Linked DNA regions of Homo sapiens: region 1 is linked to region 2. A link is an interaction called in ENCODE POLR2A ChIA-PET data of the cell type or tissue named here. Cell type or tissue: Panc1. All regions are shown on one strand. Each heading gives the region's core, and the rest is flanking DNA. Links, peaks and the distances in the headings are about the cores only.

What was found. ChIA-PET counts read pairs that join two places held together with the same protein. Peaks named below come from ENCODE experiments on the same cell type or tissue, not always from the same donor. Only the 100,000 strongest peaks of a DNase experiment are listed, where the experiment ranks them.
Region 1: POLR2A ChIA-PET joins it to region 2 with 12 read pairs; 2 of 35 experiments call an interaction of 5 or more read pairs at or near these places.

What each region holds. Positions count from the first base shown.
Region 1 is chr1:211,946,957-211,957,582 of GRCh38, forward strand. It overlaps INTS7 (integrator complex subunit 7), which reads right to left. Exons shown (of 20, transcript NM_015434.4): 17 at 5,613-5,745. Among named protein-coding and RNA genes, the nearest start is that of INTS7, 83 kb to the right of the region's middle. RefSeq lists an enhancer at 603-1,215. In Panc1, for the core only: no CTCF peak of the experiment used is centred there; a DNase peak (open chromatin) is centred at 5,105.
Region 2 is chr1:212,100,995-212,111,620 of GRCh38, forward strand. DTL (denticleless E3 ubiquitin protein ligase adapter) reads left to right here. Exons shown (of 15, transcript NM_016448.4): 14 at 1-90; 15 at 1,848-4,019. The coding sequence ends at 1,946. Among named protein-coding and RNA genes, the nearest start is that of MIR3122, 29 kb to the left of the region's middle. In Panc1, for the core only: no CTCF peak of the experiment used is centred there; no DNase peak of the experiment used is centred there.

The DNA.
Region 1 (10,626 bases), core at 1,689-9,688, 150 kb before region 2:
AAGCAATAGGCAAATTCCACATTTCTACAGCGCTCAGAACTATCAGTATATTATTAAACAATTATATTAGATACTAAAATATAGAGTAACTATCACATGGCAAAGTATGATAAACAGTATGGTAAAGAAGCCCGAGCATTTTGCAGGACTTTGGCTTTGAGCTGGCTCATTCTTTCATTAGGTGGCTTGTCTCTATGGCCATTGGTCCTCAGAGTAAGCAGTGGTGGAAACTTGGTCGAATTCAGATGAAAGAGGACTATATAGTCGGGGAATCCTGAAACTCTAATAAAATATCTTATTTCTCAAATCTGCCTCACACATTTAACTGAGTTTTGAAAATCCCAGCATGACTGCAGAGGTACAGAAACACCACAGAGAATATTTTGAGCCTTAATGAAAGTGGTCATAAAATCAGAATTTAAGCGTTCAAAGATATTTTAAAGATTACCCAGTCTAATAGAAGAAAACTGAAAGTATCATAAGAACACTTTTAACTTCAGGTGAACCAGAACCATTCCTGCTTGGTCTACTATCCCTTCCTCAGTCTACTCCCGTCTCAGTGGCCTCGTAAGTCACCACAGTGAGGCAGCGCTCCTTTCACGGGGGCACTAGCTGCGGGAGGTCTGTTCTTGCAGACCCGATTCAGCAACGGATAAATAAAGTATGCTGACACACAGATATTCTGCTCTGCCAGTCCAGCTGAGGGTCCCAGCCGCTTACAGGCTCCTGCTGAGTCCTGTAAACAGTTGCAACTAGGCCCTGATCAGCTAGTCAGACTCGCATTTATTCAGTAAGATTAATTAACAAAAGCTTGAGTCAACACCATTAGAGGGAAATTGACATTGTGGACTTCTGAGTAAAAGGCACTTAAGCACTCACGGTACATCAAAGGTTAGTCTTTATATGAGTAAACAAGCTAGCCAGGTAAACTACTCTGCCTTTCTTTATTACTATTTTAATTTGTTTAAAGGTAAAGAGATCAGGCCGCCTTCAGCCAGATCTATTACTGAAGTTAGGCAAACTTCTCAGCCTTCCAAGAAGATTTGTGTCTATTTCTATAACTATCTCTAATATTTTTCCCACCAGCCTGATTGAAACCCAACACCACAGGTTGAAAACTGCTGCATGCACCATGTGGTATGCTGTCTGTCCCTCTAGGCTCCTGCTTTCAAGCAGAGTGTCACCTAGTTGCTCATGCTGTAAACATTTTTTTTTTTAAAGTTGGGTGTTAAGGCTAAAAGCCAGAAAAATCCATTCCTTATTGGGTTCAGGCAATTGAACATTTTGTGCCCAACAGACTCATAGTACAAATGCCAAGTCTATTACCTGAGATAATCACAACACAGATTTAAAGACACTGGTTCTATTTTTTCAGATTTAACTGTTAAAATAGCATTAATCAGCTTCCTGCAACAAGTAATTTGGAAAGTATTTGCAGAGACATCCACCTTTGGTGGACCTCTGATGCCACACTAGTGTCTAAGGAGAGAAACATCTTTGAAGCGTGGACTCAGAGGACCACAAGGGACTTCAGGCTGTTTTCAGGCAGAAAGTCACCATTTTGCCTTTTAAAAGAATGGTGCAGATTTTGCAATACCCTCTTGGAAAAGTGTGGAGTGCCTCTGAGGTCAACAGCCCCTTGGGTATTGACCTCCATAGGTGTATTAGCAGATCACTATTAAGATGTCTGGAGATGTAAATTACGTATCATGATCAGTAAACCAGCAGAAAGACGTTAACGCTTTTTGTTTTGTTTTGTTTTGTTTTTTGAGACGGAGTCTCTCTCTGTTGCCCAAGCTGGAGTGCAATGGCACAATCTCGGCTCACTGCACCCTCGGCCTCCCAGGTTCAAGCAATTCTCCAGCATCAGCCTCCTGAGTAGCTGGGATTACAGGCATGCGCCACCACGCCTGGCTAACTTTGTATTTTTAGTAGAGACAGGGTTTCACCATGTTGGTCAGGCTGATCTCAAACTCCTGACCTCGTGATCCACCCGCCTTGGCCTCCCAAAGTGCTGGGATTATGGGCATAAGGCACTGTGCCTGGACAATGCTCTCTTAATTGTCAATCCAATGGATACTTTTCAGTCTTTGTATTTTCTGACATTTCTGTGGCACCTGATAATGCTCTTCCTTCCATGAAATTCCACCTAATAGTCCATACCCTTATTTCTGATTCTTCCTTTTGCCATCTTCTTTTTAAAGAGCCTCTTCTTTTGTGTGTTCCTTAAATGCTGATGCTCTCCTTGTTGTCTTCTCTTCTCAATCCATGTTTTTCATAGGCAATTCTCCCCACTCCCGTGACTTTAAGAACTTCTATGTGCAGATGACCTTATATGCATCCCAGCCCATCTTTCTTCCAACTGCAACGTATTTACTATCCAACTGCCTAAAGACAGCAACATGTTTGAAAGTAAAACCTTCATCTTCTATCACCTCTCTATATTCTCTCAGTAAAGGATCAATCAGTTGTGTAACTGATCATTCAAGCTGGAAACCTGGAAGGCATGCCTCCATCATCTCATGTCTAGTTAAAAAACTCAGCCTTGAAAATATTTTCACTAAATATCTCTCATATATATCTATTTTTCTCATTCCTACTGCCATTTTAGTAATTTGTTCCTTAGTTTGGATTACTGAAAAAGCCTTGTAGTCATTCTTCTTTCCTCTAATTCCACACCCTGCCAGCCATTTCCTGTTTTGCTTCTATATGATAATATACAATCTATATTAAGCACTTCTCTCTCCTACCCATTTACAATTTCTAAGAAGCCCCCCTGTGCCTAAGGACAAAGTCCAAGCTCCCTTATACTGTGTTCAAAGCCTTTTGTCACCTGGCCACTGGCTACCTCTCTGATTTCATCTCTCTAATCCCTAGCCTGTATGTTACATTGAAGTAATAACAAACTGTTCCTAGAAGACATCACCCTATTTCATGCCTCTGCTTTTGAATATGTTCTCTACCTGAGATTCCCAACCCCTTCTTATCTGTCTGGAAAACTCATATACAAATACATCTTCCCTCTCAACTGCACCACCAATCCATTTTCCCTATCTTTTGATGTGAACTACTCTCTTTTTTGTACTACATCTCTACCTTGTGCAGAATTCTATTAATGCACATATACTGTATTGTGTTTGTTTATAAAATCTTTCTTTCTTAGACTATGGACAACTTGAGGGAAGATCCTGTGTCTTTGTCATTTTTCTATCCCTAGGATCCCATAAATACTTGTTGAACTGAATCTGGAGGCTCAGACAGTAACAAATCTATAAAGTACAACTTGGAAATACAGAAAAAGGGAAATAACTTACTTACTTACTTATTTATTTGAGATGAAGTTTCACTCTTGTCACCCAGGCTGGAGTGCAATGGCGTGATCTCGGCTCACTGCAACCTCCGCCTCCCGGGTTCAAGTAATTCTCCTGCCTCAGCCTCCCAAGTAGCTGGGATTACAGGTGCTTGACATCATGCCTGGCTAATTTTGGTAGTTTTAGTACAGATGGGGTTTCACCATGTTGGGCATGCTAGTCTAGAACTCCTGACCTCAGGTGATCCGCCCACCTTGGCCTCCCAAAGTGCTGGGATTACAGGCATGAGCCACTGCGCCCGACCGGGAAATAACTTTTATTAACCACTCCCTATATGACAGCACTGTGCTAGGCAATTAGCATTATTTCATTTAAACCTCACAGTAATCCTATGAGGCAGGTATGTTTTCTACTTCATATAAAAGGATGTTAAGCAATGTGACTAAAGTCACACAGCTGCTGAGCAGCAATGCCAGAATTTGAACCTAGTTCTGAATGAGCCTAGGGCCCTTTTCTCTGTACTGTGTCTTCTGCTGGGCAGAAAATTCCCATTCCGTTATATTCAATTCCATCAAAATGAAGTTTGTTTAGCATCTATTTCATTTTTTAGGATGGAGCTTAGAAGAATATGAAAATAACCACTGTCTCACACAGATGTGTGTATTTCTTTCAAAGACTGTCTTTACACTCTCCCTTAGCAAACAATGTCACTGTCAAACAGCTGTCAATTCAATTCAGTAAATACTATTGACAATTTTACATGGAAAGCAATATGTCAAAGGAATTGCCCATCTTTAGATCTAACCTAACTCTTTAATGACATCCTATTTATTCTAAAACACTTGATAAAGCATGAAAGTACAGAATGAGAAGAGCAGAAGCAGAAGAGAAACTCTCCAAGGGGTAAAGTTCAAAGGCTGGGAATTGGGAACTGAATGTTTGTGTTCCCCCAAATTCGTATGTGGAAGCTGCAACCCCCAAGGTAATGGCATTTGGAGGTGGGCCCCCATGATGGGATGAGTGTTTTTTTTGTTTGTTTGTTTGGTTGGTTTTTTTTTGAGACAGAGTCCTCGCTCTGTTGCCCGGGCTGGAGTGCAGTGGCGCTATCTCAGCTCACTGCAACCTCCGCCACCCGGTTCAAGCGATTCTCCTGCCTCAGCCGCCTGAGTAGCTGGGATTACAGGCATGCGCCACCATGCCCAGCTAATTTTTGCATTTTCAGTAGACACAGGGTTTCACCATGTTAGTCAGGCTGGTCTCAAACTCCTGGCCTCGTGATCTGCCCACCTCACCCTCCCAAAGTGCTGAGATTACAGGCGTGAGCCACCGCACCCGGCCAGGATGAGTGTTCTTAAAGAAGAGGAAGAGTGACCAGAGCTCTCGATCTCTCCCTACCATGTGAAGATGTAATAAGAAGGTGGCTGTCACCAGGGCCAGGAAGAAAGTCCTCACCAGGAACCGAATCTGCTGGCAGCTTGATACTGGACTTTCCTGCCTCCAAAACTGTGAGAAATAAATGTCTGTTGTTTAAGGTACCAAGCCTACGGCATTTTGTTATAAAACCTGAGCAGAGATACTGGGGAATGGTCAGACAGGGAGGAGAAAATTTGGGTGAGAGTATGTTAGCCTGTCCTGTGACTGGGAAATCAGGGGAGAAGATAAAAAAAAGGGTGAGTGCTCTGAGAACTTCTTAGGAAGTGCCAAAGGCAGCAGAGATTCAGCAGGGTAAAGGCTGAAGAGTGTACTGAAAGGCATTAATGTCATCACCTGGTAGGAAATGACTCATTGCCAGTCAGCCAACAAGCCCTGTTCTTTCTGTTTCAATTGTCCAGTGGTTCTCCCAACCATGGCAGCATGACAGAATCACCTGAGTGTGTGTAAAACTACTAATGCCTGGGCCACAATTCCAGAAACTCAGAGTTAGCTGGTCAGGGGTGAGGCCTGTATATTAATGTATTCTTTAAAAAGCCCTCAAAGTGATTCTAATGTGTAGCCTGCGTTGAGAATTATTGCAACTTCAGTTAAATTGTTAAAAAAAGAAAAAATTTTATTTGCATTCTGGTAGAGCAGATTTTTATATATTAATATAACTACGTAGCAGCTAGAGATGTGCTAAGTACTTTCATGGATTATCTCATTTACTCCCCACTACAATGCTGTGAGGTAGGTATTAACCCTGTTTTATGGATAAGGAAACAGGCACAGAAAGGTTAATTTGTTGAACTCACACAGTAAGTGCCATAAATGTATGAAAAACCCACATCCATACAATAAAAGCTCAATAAAACAAATGCCACTTGCCATATAAGAAACAGGGGTATATTTCCGATTGAGTGATTCTACCTCCTCCAAGACATGATTATATACAGACATCATTCTTCTTTCATATTCACTATCAGCATGGGCTGTTCCAGTAGATCCATATTCCTGGAAACTGAAGTAAAGGTCAATATTCATTAATCCATCAAAATAGCATGGCTATTTAATGCCTACATGTATCAGGTACTTTCAACATATTTTCATTTAATTTTTAAAATAATGAAGTTATTTCCATTTACAGGTGAGAAAATTGAGGCTAGGAGAGGGTAAGTAGTTTGCCTACAGTCATACAGCTAGTAAATGGCAAGCCAGAATTCAAACCCAGGTCTGACTTCAAGTTATGTAATTCTTAATCTCTTTGGTTGCCAGGAAATATGACAGTGTTACTGCCACAGGTGAAAGAGACATAAACACATCTGAAAAGGGGACTATCAATAAAGCCAGCAGATAAGCTCCAAACCATCCATAAAGATATGTAATAACAGGTTAGATATATAAATAACAGGTCAGAACATGGAGGAATGTCACAGAAGAAGAGAGTCTTGAACATATCAGTAGGTAAGTAAGATGGGTAAACTTTGGAGAGATGGAAAGTACAGGACATTCATAGCTAGAGAAATGGCATGAATCTAAAGCATGGAGATGAAACGCATAGGCACGTTCAGAAGACAGTCTGTATACACAGCGTGCTGGGATAAGTTTAACCTAGATTTCTTTCTTTTTCCTCTACTGCTTTGAACCCCTGCAAATTTCTGAAAACATTTCTAAGTGAAAAAAGGCATTTCTATTTTATTTTTTTAACTTATTATTTTTTAATTTTATTATCATTATACTTTAAGTTTTAGGGTACATGTGCACAATGTGCAGGTTTGTTACATATGTATACATGTGCCATGTTGGTGTGCTGCACCCATTAACTCGTCATTTAGCATTAGGTATATCTCCTAATGCTATCCCTCCCCCCTCCCCCCACCCCACAACAGTCCCTAGAGTGTGATGTTCTCCTTCCTGTGTCCATGTGTTCTCATTGTTCAACTCCCACCTATGAGTGAGAACATGCGGTGTTTGGTTTTTTGTCCTTGCGATAGTTTGCTGAGAATGATGATTTCCAGTTTCATCCATGTCCCTACAAAGGACATGAACTCATCATTTTTTATGGCTGCATAGTATTCCATGGTGTATATGTGCCACATTTTCTTAATCCAGTCTATCGTTGTTGGACATTTGGGTTGGTTCCAAGTCTTTGCTATTGTGAATAGTGCCGCAATAAACATACATGTGCATGTGTCTTTATAGCAGCATGATTTATAATCCTTAGGTATATACCCAGTAATGGGATGGCTGGGTCAAATGATATTTCTAGTTCTAGATCCCTGAGGAATTGCCACACTGACTTCCACAATGGTTGAACTAGTTTACAGTCCCACCAACAGTGTGAAAGTGTTCCTATTTCTCCACATCCTCTCCAGCACCTGTTGTTTCCTGACTTTTTAATGATTGCCATTCTAACTGGTGTGAGATGGTATCTCATTGTGGTTTTGACTTGCATTTCTCTGATGGCTAGTGATGGTGAGCATTTTTTCATGTGTTTTTTGGCTGCATAAATGTCTTCTTTTGAGAAGTGTCTGTTCATGTCCTTCGCTCACTTTTTGATGGGGTTGTTTTTTTCTTGTAAATTTGTTGGAGTTCATTGTAGATTCTGGATATTAGCCCTTTGTCAGATGAGTAGGTTGCGAAAATTTTCTCCCATTCTGTAGGTTGCCTGTTCACTCTGATGGTAGTTTGTTTTGCTGTGCAGAAGCTCTTTAGTTTAATTAGACCCCATTTGTGAATTTTGGCTTTTGTTGCCATTGCTTTTGGTGTTTTAGACATGAAGTCCTTGCCCATGCCTATGTCCTGAATGGTATTGCCTAGGTTTTCTTCTAGGGTTTTTATGGTTTTAGGTCAAACATGTAAGTCTTTAATCCATCTTGAATTAATTTTTGTATAAGGTGTAAGGAAGGGATCCAGTTTCAGCTTTCTACATATGGCTAACCAGTTTTCCCAGCACCATTTATTAAATAGGGAATCCTTTCCCCATTGCTTGTTTTTGTCAGGTTTGTCAAAGATCAGATGGTTGTAGATATGCGGCATTATTTCTGAGGGCTCTGTTCTGTTCCATTGATCTACATCTCTGTTTTGGTACCAGTACCATGCTGTTTTGGTTACTGTAGCCTTGTAGTATAGTTTGAAGTCAGGTAGTGTGATGCCTCCGGCTTTGTTCTTTTGGTTTAGGATTGACTTGGTGATGTGGGCTCTTTTTTGGTTCCATATGAACTTTAAAGTAGTTTTTTCCAATTCTGTGAAGAAAGTCATTGGTAGCTTGATGGGGATGGCATTGAATCTATAAATTACCTTGGGTAGTATGGCCATTTTCACGATACTGATTCTTCCTACCCATGAGCATGGAATGTTCTTCCATTTGTATCCTCTTTTATTTCATTGAGCAATGGTTTGTAGTTCTCCTTGAAGAGGTCCTTCTTGTCCCTTGTAAGTTGGATTCCTAGGTATTTTATTCTCTTTGAAGCAATTGTGAATGGGAGTTCACTCATGATTTGGCTCTCTGTTTGTCTGTTATTGGTGTATAAGAATGCTTGTGATTTTTGTACATTGATTTTGTATCCTGAGACTTTGCTGAAGTTGCTTATCAGCCTAAGGAGATTTTGGGCTGAGACAATGGGGTTTTCTAGATATACAATCATGTCATCTGCAAACAGGGACAATCTGACTTCCTCTTTTCCTCATTGAATACCCTTTATTTCCTTCTCCTGCCTGACTGCCCTGGCCAGAACTTCCAACACTATGTTGAATAGGAGTGGTGAGAGAGGGCATCCCTGTCTTGTGCCAGTTTTCAAAGGGAGTGCTTCCAGTTTTTGCCCATTCAGTATGATACTGGCCATGGGTTTGTCATCGATAGCTCTTATTATTTTGAGATACATCCCATCAAAGTCATTTCTAACTAAACTTTTGAAAATACAATGTAGGTAATTTAAATATGCTGGGCATAAGACTACTCTGATTATTCCCTACTATCATTTTAATGCCTACTATGTACAAGGCATTTCAGCCAGGTATTTTACATATATTAGTTCATTTAATCTTCACAACTACTCTGGGAAACAGGCATCATTATCTACCTACAGTTTATGCATACGTGGCTCACTGAGATGACATACATTCACAGAGCTAGGAGTGACTGGTAAGGGATTCATGTTCACATTTGCTGGGCTCCAAAGTTCTGTTTCCTGTTCTGTACTATATCTTAAGTTCTATTAAGACAAGAACTGAAGCTCATTTGTATGATGGACTTTAAGGACAGCTAAACTACATAAAAGACTTGCTAACAAAACAATTCCATTTCTGGTGGTAGGCAACCACAGATTTGCTTTTTATCTCTGTACATAAGATTTGTTTCCTGATAGTTCATATAAATAGAGCCATACAATACATACTCTTTTGTGTATGGTGTGGGGTAAGGAAGATTATTTTTTCCCTTTTATATATGTAGTTGTTCTAGCACAATCTGTTGAAAAGACTATTCTTTTCCCATACAATTATTTTGGCATCTTTGACAAAAATCAAGTGACTACGTGAGTATTTCTGGACTCTTAATCCTACCCTTAAACCATCATCACATTGTCTTAGTTACTGTAGTTTTATATTAAGTCTTGAAACCAGTAGTTAAGTCTTGACACTTTAGTTTTTCTTATTTTGCAATATGGCGAAGTACTTAAATTGATTTTCTAATGTTAACCCAACCTTGTATTCCTGGGATAAACCCTATTTAGTCTTAATGTATTATATTTATATATATTGTTGGACTGAACTTTTTAAAAAAATTTTTGTCTATGCTAATGAAGAATATTTAAATTTGTCCTGTTCACCTAAGCAAATTTCTTTGCACAAAGTTATTCTTCCCTTATTATGCTTTTAATATCTGTAAGATTTGTAATGATGCCACTATTTTATTTCTACTATTAGTGATTTATTTTTTTTCTTGCTCAGACTAGTTTTATCAATTTTATTAATCTTTTCAAAGAACCAGCTTCTGGTTTCACTGATTTTCTCTTTTGGCTTCTTTCACAGCATGTTTCGGAGGGCACGCATGGTTTCTGTATGACCTGCTGAATGATCAACAGGTCATTCATCTTTATTACTTAGTATTTCATTTGTGGATATACTACAATTTGTTTATCCATTAGCCTACTGAGAGACACTTGGGTTTTTCCAGATTTGTTACTATGAATAAAGATGCTATGAACATTTGTGTATACATCTGTGTGGAAACATGTTTTCATTTCTCTTCGGTAGAACAGTAGGAATAGAATTGGTGGTCATATGATAAATTTATGTTTAACTTTATATGACATTGTCAAACAGTTTTCCAAGTGGCTGTATCATTGTGTATTCCCAACAACATACTAGTATGAATTCAAGCTCCTCCACATCTGCACCAACATTGGACACTGAAGGTCTTTTTAATCTTATCTGTTCTAGTGGGAGTAGTATCTCATTGTGATTTTAATTTCTCTAGTGATTACTGATGTCAAGCATCTTTTCATGTGCCTACTGGATATTAACATACCTTCTTTTTTGAAGTGTCCAAAACTCTTACCAGTTTTATAAAATTGGATTGTCAGCCGGGCATGGTGTCTCATGCCTATAATCCCAGCACTTTGGCAGGCTGAGGCGGGTGGATCACCTGAGGTCGGGAGTTTGAGACCAGCCTGACCAATATGGTGAAACCCTGACTCTACTAAAAATACAAAAATTTGCTGGGCATGGTGACGCATGTCTGTAATCCCAGCTACTCGGGAGGCTGAGGCAGGAGAATCGCTTGAACCTGGGAGGTGGAGGTTGCAGTGAGCCGAGATCACACCACTGTACTCCAGCCTGGGCGACAGAGAGAGGATCCGTCTCAAAAAAAGAAAGAAAAATCGGATTGTCGAGTTGTATG
Region 2 (10,626 bases), core at 1,034-9,033:
AAACGGAAGGCTGAGAATCCATCTCCACGAAGTCCGTCATCCCAGACACCCAATTCCAGGAGACAGAGCGGAAAGAAATTGCCAAGCCCGGTAAGTCAGCAGTGGTGGGAAGATACATTTCCTAACTTAAAAGGGGCCAGACACCCAGATGTCTCAAGTCAGGATGCTTTTTTTTTTTTTTAAAGAAAGAAATCTATTTATTCCTAGTGCTGCCAAATTCAGCACATAAATACAAAACAAATTTTGCATGGGCCATATTTTTAGTAAAAATGTTTTATGCTAAGAAACTATTTTTGTTTGTCTGAAATTCAAATGTAACTGAATGTGCTGTATTTTATCTGGCAACTCTACTTACTCCCATTAAAATCCCTCCTGTCAGGGTCCATACTCCTCAGCCCTGTTGCCTGATTGACCAAAGCCTTCATCATGCTCCAGGATATCAATTCAAAAATATCTCCCCTCTCCTGTTAGACAGTATGCCATCCTCTTTTTATAGATAAAGCTGTTGTTCATGGGAAAGTTGCCAACATCCATAAGTAGATTTCCAGTTTGTAATTCCATTTTGTGATTATTTAAAATACAGTGAAACTTAGATACTTACAAAACAATTTGAGTGCAAAATCTTTCTAGATTTTTATGACTTCTCCACAATCTTTTATAATCATTTTGCCACACCACAGTAATACTTTTGACACCTATATCTATTCTTTTTAACATTCAGTGTAGTGTCACTTATCTTTTTAGGACTCATTTCATTGACTGACTTAATATTTAAATTAGATAATATCAGTCATCAGTGATTGATGGCAGAAATAGGTTTGTGAACCTTGAAAAACAAGATTCATTACAGTGGTGGAGGCAGAAGTAGCTGAGTGCATTGGGTGAGCTATGGGCACCAGTCAGAGAGAATAAAAAGCTTCTGTTGTTTGCATGTGAAGGGGAGATGGGTTAAGGAAGTTTCCACTGTACTTCACAGTAGCTCTTGTGGTGGCGGGATGATTGAAATAGAATCCAGAATCATGATCAGCATCATCTGCCATTTTAAAGGGCAGAAGCTAGATAACCAACCTTAGGCCAGTTTTAGTTTAAAAAGTGTTCATAACCCCGACCTGCTCTCATGAAGACCTATCCCATAATTTTAGAAAAATAAACTGATAGATTTTAAAGACAACTTAGTACACAAACTGCAATCAAGACCTTGCTGTAGAAAGTGGAGAAAAAAGACAGTTATAAGGAATCTTTCCTTCTCTCAAAATTATGACTGCTCTTTATCCCTAGCCAAAATTTCTATTTTTTTTTTCAAGGGAGCTGGTCTCAGCTATGTGTTAGCAGAAAAGTAGTTTCAATGAAAAACTATTTTCACTGATACATAAATCTTAAAATCTTTAAAAAGTAGAAACAGTGTGCTGGTCTTGTAATTTATTTGAAGCTAACATTTCTTAAAAATTTTTTACCTTTATATGATGATAATGTCAACCTTCAGAAGAGAGTAACATCTTCCATTTGAATACCTATCTTGTTTATAAATTGGGGGGGCTGATTTATTCATTTATTTCAAAAAGGATAGTAATTGTAACTTATTTGTTTCTTATTAGGAGACTTAGCTAGTAAATGTTTTCTATTCACATAAGAAGTCTATGCCTTCTTTCCCTACATATCATCTGTTAAGTTTTTACTATAGTCAGTACAAATCAGCCAAAAGAGACATTGCCATTGAAAGTATTTGGAGCTGAAAGCAGGCTAAACAATGAAATTTCTGGCAGCCTAATTTAAGGTATGCCTTAGTAATAACTTAGTAACAGTTGAACTTCAAGGAAATCTCTGAAATCTAAACTTTCTTCTTCTAGGTCACCATCACGCCCAGCTCCATGAGGAAAATCTGCACATACTTCCATAGAAAGTCCCAGGAGGACTTCTGTGGTCCTGAACACTCAACAGAATTATAGATTCTAATCTGAGTGAGTTACTGAGCTTTGGTCCACTAAAACAAGCTGAGCTTTGGTCCACTAAAACAAGATGAAAAATACAAGAGTGACTCTATAACTCTGGTCTTTAAGAAAGCTGCCTTTTCATTTTTAGACAAAATCTTTTCAACGCTGAAATGTACCTAATCTGGTTCTACTACCATAATGTATATGCAGCTTCCCGAGGATGAATGCTGTGTTTAAATTTCATAAAGTAAATTTGTCACTCTAGCATTTTGAATGAATAGTCTTCACTTTTTAAATTATTCATCTTCTCTATAATAATGACATCCCAGTTCATGGAGGCAAAAAACAAGTTTCTTGTTATCCTGAAACTTTCTATGCTCAGTGGAAAGTATCTGCCAGCCACAGCATGAGGCCTGTGAAGGCTGACTGAGAAATCCTCTGCTGAAGACCCCTGGTTCTGTTCTGCCTCCAACATGTATAATTTTATTTGAAATACATAATCTTTTCACTATGCTTTTGTGGGGTTTTTTTTAAGTATGTGTAAAAATGTGATGCTCAGATAAGTACATTTATATCAGTTCAGTGTTAAAATGCAGTCTCTTGAGTTAAAGTCATCTTTATTTTAAATGCAGTGATAAATGTCAACTCTTCGGAGAAACTAGGAGAACAACAACAGAAAGCTGTGTTTGTCTTTTTTCTCTCAAATATATCTCCCGTATGAGATTTCAGGTCCCCATGTTTTCACCAAGCAATCTGCTATGTCAGCCAACCCAACATCACTTTCTACAGGAGGTTATGATTTTTGCCATTTACTAGAGGAAGATGTTTTATGAAATCAATTTGGGGTTTGAATTCAGGTGCAGTCATCAGTTCTTTAGGGGCTGCAATGTTTTAAAAAAAATAAGTCATCAGATTTTAAGAAAAAAGTGATGATTTCTTATTGATATTTTTGTAACAGAATATAGCTCTTAACTGAAAATCCAGAACCAGAAACATAAATCTTGAGTTTCTTTTCATGTACATAAAAAGCAATAGCCTTTTAGTATAGATAGCCCTGAGCCAAAAAGTAATAGAATTTTCTCTAGATATTTAATACAGAGAGTGTATAGACTGACTCTAAGTTAATAATGTGCAAAATATCTTAAACATCCCTCCCCTTATTCAACAATTATGTATCAGTGATCTTGAACCATTGTTTTATATTTTTCACCTTTGTAACCTCATGGAAAGAGGCTTTACATACTTTCTATGTACTATTTACTTAGAAGGGAGCCCCCTTCCAGTCATGAAACTTCATTTGTTTTATCCATATCCCTGAGGACTGTGTAGACTTTATGTCAGTTTTTGTCATTATTTGAAAATCTATTCTGACAACTTTTTAATTCCTTTGATCTTATAAGTTAAAGCTGTAACAACTGAAATTGCATGGATCAAGTAAGCATAGTTTTATCCAGGGAGAAAAATAAAAGGAAGCCATAGAATTGCTCTGGTCAAAACCAAGCACACCATAGCCTTAACTGAATATTTAGGAAATCTGCCTAATCTGCTTATATTTGGTGTTTGTTTTTTGACTGTTGGGCTTTGGGAAGATGTTATTTATGACCAATATCTGCCAGTAACGCTGTTTATCTCACTTGCTTTGAAAGCCAATGGGGGAAAAAAATCCATGAAAAAAAAAAGATTGATAAAGTAGATGATTTTGTTTGTATCCCTACCCATCTCCTGGCAGCCCTACTGAGTGAAATTGGGATACATTTGGCTGTCAGAAATTATACCGAGTCTACTGGGTATAACATGTCTCACTTGGAAAGCTAGTACTTTTAAATGGGTGCCAAAGGTCAACTGTAATGAGATAATTATCCCTGCCTGTGTCCATGTCAGACTTTGAGCTGATCCTGAATAATAAAGCCTTTTACCTTATCTGATGTCCTTTTCTGAGCTTTTTGCATTACCTAGAAGCAGTCTACAAAAAAGAACTATAGTAGTCAAGAATCCCTTCTACTTGTTCATTAAAATGTTTATTCCCAAAGTTATAATCTATTTCAAGCTGAAAGAGCTTTTAATAAAAAACATCTTGCTTGGATCAGACTTTGAGCATTTAAGATGGCTTGGATTACTTGATAAAGCAGGGTGGAGTGATGTAGTTCTTTTTCTAAACAAGTATTTCCAGCACAAACTTTTCCATTTGAATACATTCCAAGCACTATTGCTAGGATCCCGTATTAGAGTTTGCTTTTGGCTGTTTCAACACGGGCCCTTAATTAAATTTTGTGAGGATGACTGATTAGTGTCTTCAAATGTCTCTTCATCTGGACTGCACATTTAACTGATGTTGGATCAAGACCATGTGTAGCTACTCTTGTGTTGAGGGTCAGCCCATTATCCCCATCCCCAGCCCTAACAGCTTAAAACAGCTTTAACTCCCATCTTGAAATTAGCCTATGGCCATGTTCATAACATAGGTAGTGTGTGGGTTCAACAAATGCTTTTTGAGAGCCTGTCATAGCCAACACACTACTGCTCTTAAGTCTGTTTTTCTGCTTTTCCTAGTCCCTAGTTCCTTTTACATTGCTCTTAAAGCAAAGGCCAAGTAGTCTAACAGAGAAAAATAAATTCCACAACTAAGATAGTGTGGGCAACATTTTACAAATGTGTGTCAGAAGACAGACTGAGTGAAAACATTGTACTAGAAAAACTGAGTTAATTTCCTCCCTATGGCAATTCAACACAAGTGGTTTCTGCTTCATAATTCCATAAAGGGCTAAATGTAGGCCCAGTTGAGCTCTTGCAGTAGATCTCATTGCTTCTCACACAGGTCTTCACAGGGAATTCTTTGCCTGCCCTAGGTTTGGATCATGCCACATTACCAATTAACCCATTACTCATAAAATTCTCAGGGATTATGGTAAAAAAATTGGATTATGCATCAGTTCTTTAGATATTGGTTGGAAGTTATAGGCAGGCTGAACACATTTTGTTGGACTTGAGTTAAGTTTAATGCTTTGATGCCTGGAATACGACCCCAGCTTGTTATAAGTTAACCATTTTGTTCCCTAAAGTGGTAGCAAAACCTGTTTTATTTCTGAGCTGTGTTTGAGTGCAAGCTAAAAAGTGTAGGGGTTGTTAAGAAATGATATAAGATAAATTCAGCCTTTAAAAAAGAAATCACCTGAGCATATTAAGCAGCTTGTTTATATTGGTATGCCTGCAGCAAGCATATACATCACAAATGAGAGATATTGTGTTATTAAAGAATAGGCTTACTTGATCCCCAAAGTTCATCCCTTGCTAAGCCAGGAAAGAGGATTTTTAGGGTATGCAACCAGGTTCTTCACTTTGAATGTAAAAGGTTTAATATTCCATTTGTACTCCATTTCTCTTTAATTTCCTTAACTTGCCACATGCCCCTTTGTTTTGACATTCTGAATAGTTTATATTCAAGCCATTTTGTGAAATATGAATAGCACATTTCAAAATGCCTTTGATTGGAAGGCGTTTAAGTCAGCCAACATTTACATATCACCTGGGTGCCAAGCCCTGTGTGTGAGGCACCTGGTCTGCAAAGAGTTCCTTTCTTTATTTTCAGTTGCCAAAGGAGTCACTTTAATACTTCAGTAGGCCAGAGTCAGCATTTGAGAGAAACAGCAAAGATCAGATTTCAAGTCCTTTGAGTAAAGTTGTTTGTAATCAGCTATTATGTAGCAAGTACTGTCTAGAAGCCTACTTTTCCTCCAGGAACTTAATTCAGCAGCTGCTTAGAACTTTTAACTTCTCAAAGTAAAATACTTTTTGGATACATGTTTTTATTATATTCCTTATAAGGTTATAAATAATGGTTGAAAACATGATCCCTAGTGCCACACTGTCTAGCTTTAAATCCAAGCCCTAACTGTGTCCGTGGACAAGTTACTTAACCCTTCTGTGAATGAGTTTCCTACCTTAAAATGGAATTATGTGGGGCCGGACACAGTGGCTTATGCCTGTAATCCCAGCACTTTGGGAGGCCGAGGCGGGCAGATCACAAGGTCAGGCAATTGAGACCACCCTGGCCAACATGGTGAAACCCCATCTCTACTAAAAATACAAAAATTAGCTGGGCTTGGTGGTTCACGCCTGTAATCCCAGCCACTCGGGAGGCTGAGGCAGGAGAATCGCTTGAACCAGGGAGTCAAGTGGTTGCAGTGAGCCGAGATTGTGCCACTGCACTCCAGCCTGATGACAGAGCGAGACTCCGTCTAAAAAAAAAAAAAAAAAAGGATTTTTGTGGTTATTACATGTAAAGCTCTTAGGACAGTGCCTGGCACATAATACCTAATGTTTTATTAAACAGTTGCTGTTAGCTGTTAAGTATGGAGGGCAAGAGTTATTATCTATATTCGATACATGGACATAAAAGTTCAGCTCATTCCTGTTCCCTTTCCACTAACAGCTGCAGTCTGCAAAGGTCTTCACAAATCAGAATCAACTGGTAATTAAAAAAAAAACAACAAAAGCATGAATGTTGCCTGGACCTCCCAGTCCCAGCACTTTTCAAAAGGAGCAAGTAGGTCTGTGGGGAAAAATCAAGTTTGAAATTCATGACTTTGTCTCGCCAGGTACACATGAAAATTACGGAGATTATTTCATATGTGGCCTGTAGCCACTGTTCAAAGAGACCATAATCTTCAAATCTATATCCTGAACTCTTAAACAAACCAAAGCCTTTGCTCACACAAAGCCCACCCTCCCATTTCCTGACTGCTGCCCCCAGCTCTGCTACATTGTTTAAGATGTGATCACCTTTAGAGAGGAAGCTGCAGCTGCTGGTCTTTAGAGCCAAGAGCCAACTCGTACTTGCTTGTTGGGCTATTGTGCTCTCTTGCTTATGAGCAGACAAATAAAATAGGTAAAGTTCAAAACAAGCCATGTTGCTGTCTGTTAGTAGTAGGATACAAAAGAAGATTCAAACATTTCATTGAAGTATAATGAAGACTCTAGATTCTTTGCTCTCACTTGATGAGATTCTTCCCCAGGCTACTCTGTTTTTGATGCCAATAAAACTTGTCATTCTCACATCAGTGTGAAAATACCAGCCCTGAAAGTTAGCTTGATATTTGGGTGTATAAATCCAACATTGGGGTTTCAGCTGTCATCTAAGCATTGAATTTATGCTGCCACTGATGCTATTAGGGACCCTAGTTTCCAATTTACAGGAACTTAAGGAATGTGGTATGCTTTTATTAGAAGCTGGTATCTGCTCCTGCAAATAGTCCTGCCACCTTGTATCCCCTTCATGGGTTTGTGCCAGTTATCAATTCAAATGAATATGTTAAGAGCTGGGTTGTTTTTTTCTTGATAACAACCTTGCTTACTTCTGAAGTCAAGGTCTAAAAGTAATTATACAAATCAACCCTTTATCAATCTATTACCACATGATATATGTTACTGAAACAAAACTAAGCCATCTGGCCTTGCTATGTTGACATGGAGTTAGCAAATATTGTTATACCACGTCACTTGATAATCATTCAGGATGACTGTTAATTTCTCTTTCACCTTTCCCCCATCTTCTGCAATATATTCAAACACAATTTTCCAAGAATTATTTGAAAAGAAGCATAAGGAGGATTTATTAAATGTAACTGAAATAACTTATTAGTGGTTCAGGAACTGAGAAGTTAAAATCCAGTGGGCATTGTTGCCTCTATAAGAGGCAACATTCAGCCCAACCGTTAATGTCAAGTTGGAAATGCTGCTTCCTCAAAAGCCGTTTTGGATTTAGACAGTTTTATATGGGAGTAAGAGACTCAGAGTCCAAAAATCAATGTCTTCACAAAGAGGAAGACAAGTTAAAACGAACATTAAGATCTTGAGCGTGATTATGATAAACACTTCCCAACTCCCTAATTAGGTAATGAGGTATTGGCCTTGGAGTGCTGCACCTGTAATTAAGTATCTGGCTTTGGAAAACTCTCCTAAAACCAAGAAGTGTAAGTGACAGAGTCTGAAGTTATACACGGAAAGCCTGCAGGATAAGGAAAATTATAATGATTAGGAATAGTTTCTGTTCCAGTCAACTCTCCTGTACAATAAATTGCACAAAGAGAGGATGCTGTTTAGAGCAGCTTGTTAATTTGAGTTATCCTGTTGTGTCCTCTTGCCTTCCTGTTTACGTTGACAGCATTTCTAAGCCCATTTATATTCTCCCTTTTTATGTCATTTTGGCCACTGGACTCATTTGAGTAGTGCATGAAGCCAGGATTGTGGGTTTCATTCCTAAATGGGCCAATTCATTTCACTGTGTATTCTGTGGCCACAGGCAGCATCTCACATGCCTGCGCTAGCCAGCCACTCCACAAAGAGGAGTGGACAGAGTTTAGACTTAGTATAAACACTAGATGGAAACTCATAGTAGGTATCCTCACTACACAACCTGAAGGCATTCTCAATGCTGCCTGTCTTTCCTCTTCCTGCCTGAAGACCAAATGTATAAACCTCTTATAATCAAAGTTGTAGATTGTTTCATTTAGTGCACACTCCTATACCCACTTGTAACCCTATAAATGGGTATAATTATTATCCCCATTTTTTTTTCAGATAAGGAAACTAAAACACAAGTTAAATAACTTGCCCAAGGATATGTAGCAAGTGGCAGCTTGTGGATTTGGTCTGACTCAAAGCCCACAGTCTTAATTCCCATCCTAGAGTGTCTGTCCCCTGGCCCTCCCCATCAATCAAATATGTGCTTTACATTGTCAGTATATTTAAAAGAGAAGAACTCTCAAAATACATTTCCTACTAGAGTAATATATGAAAAAAATACTATTCCTTAGAAGAAACCATTCTTAACTATAGAAGGAAGGGGATATGCAGGACTAGAAGCTAGAATCAGTACTGAGAGTGTTAGAGGAGCACAGGAAGAAGACTGATGAACACAGTGATAGGAAAACAGGAACAAAAGCACAGAAGTTAAAATTAGAAAAAGTGAAGAAAGGCTTTCCCCCAAATATGACGGCAGAGAATGAAGATAAAGATACACATGCCCTATGACCCAACGATTCCACCCTTCTACCCGAGAGAAGCTCACATGCACTGGGACACGTATAAAGATGTTTGTGGCAGCATCGTTTATGCTAGTGAAAGACTGGAAATAATCCAAATGTCCGCAGTAGAATGGATAAACTATGAGATACTCATAACAACAGTATATAACAATGAGATGGAAAAGAATGAACTAGCTACACAACAATGCCAATGAATGGTTAGAATGTTGAGCAAAAGAAGCAAGAAAGAGGAATGTATACATACAGTATGATTGCATTTAGATCAAGTGTTAACAGAAGACAGGAAATACTAGTATTGAGATATACACATGGGTGGTAAACAGCAAAACAAAATCATGATTTGATTATTATAATGAAACAGTAGTTCCCTCTGGAGGGTCGTGCTTGGGAAGTAACATGAAGGACTTCCTAGGTTATGGCAAGGTTCTGTCTCTTGCCCTGGTTAGTGATTATATGGGTGTTTGCTCTATAATTATATCTTGCACTTATGTTTTATACATTTTTCTATGTATGTTTTATGATTCATGATGTTTTTAAAGGGTTTTTTTTAAAAGGAATGAAGATCAGATAGTTCTCTAGAGAAGATAGACAAGAGGTGGGCATTGGGGAGGCCTAGATAGACTTGCTAACAGTTCAAAGGGAATAAGCTACTGGAGTGAGACTGTGGGTCTTCTTGATACTTTCTAAGGAAAACAGGAGAATCCTCTGTTCCCTCAAAGCAGAAGGATAAACTAAGTTGCCTCTCCATGTACTGTCAGGATTCAGTATATTCATTCAGTTTAAAAGAAAAGAATTGTCCGTTCAGCAAAGTGTGCTGTGGCTCAAGCATGGGGTTTGGGATTTTCATAGCTGGGACTGAGCCAGAAGACAGCAAGGGGTGGCCAACAGAGGGAGGTCCTGCAGCGTTGCCAGCACTGCAGCATTTGGCAGCCTGTTAAAGTTCCACATCATATGCATTTCCTCCTTTCTCCTTCTTCCCCAGTCTTGTATTTTCTTTCTCTCCTCAAGGTCCACCATCAAATCAATGCAGAAATGGGGCATAGAAATCAAATTCTTATTTTAAAGATACAGAGGGTCGCAAAGCTAGATAGTGGCAGAATCCGTGCTGGTATCCTACAGTTTTTGTACCCAGTCCTCTTGATCTATTAGCCATTATCCTCAATACTTTGCTATTCTGGTATTTTGAATATTTTGAATACCTGAATACTTTGCTATTCAAAATGTTTCCTCTGCCTGGAATAGTTTTCCCACCTTATGACTACCTTTAAGCCCCCATTTTTAAAGATCCAGTTCAATCCCTCCACCACTTCCTGTAGGAATTCTTCACAGATTTTCCTAATATAGCTTCCTTCCACTCAGCCCCATAGTGTCTGGTTTCAACACTCTGACAGTGCTTAGCACTTTGTCTTAGAATTATTTCTATATTTCCTCCACTAGACTAGTCTCCTCCATATCCAACTGGTCTTACTCATCTCTCTATACCCAGTATTGTGCTGGAACTGGCTTATACTCATGACAGCCAATTATTAAATATTCAGGGATTTTGTGAGCTGTTAAAGTGTTAGTAGCCTGATACTCAGTAGTAAATACTCAGTCATGGCAAGAGTATTTACACTATGGAAGGTACAAATCAGGGTCTTTTTTATTTTTTT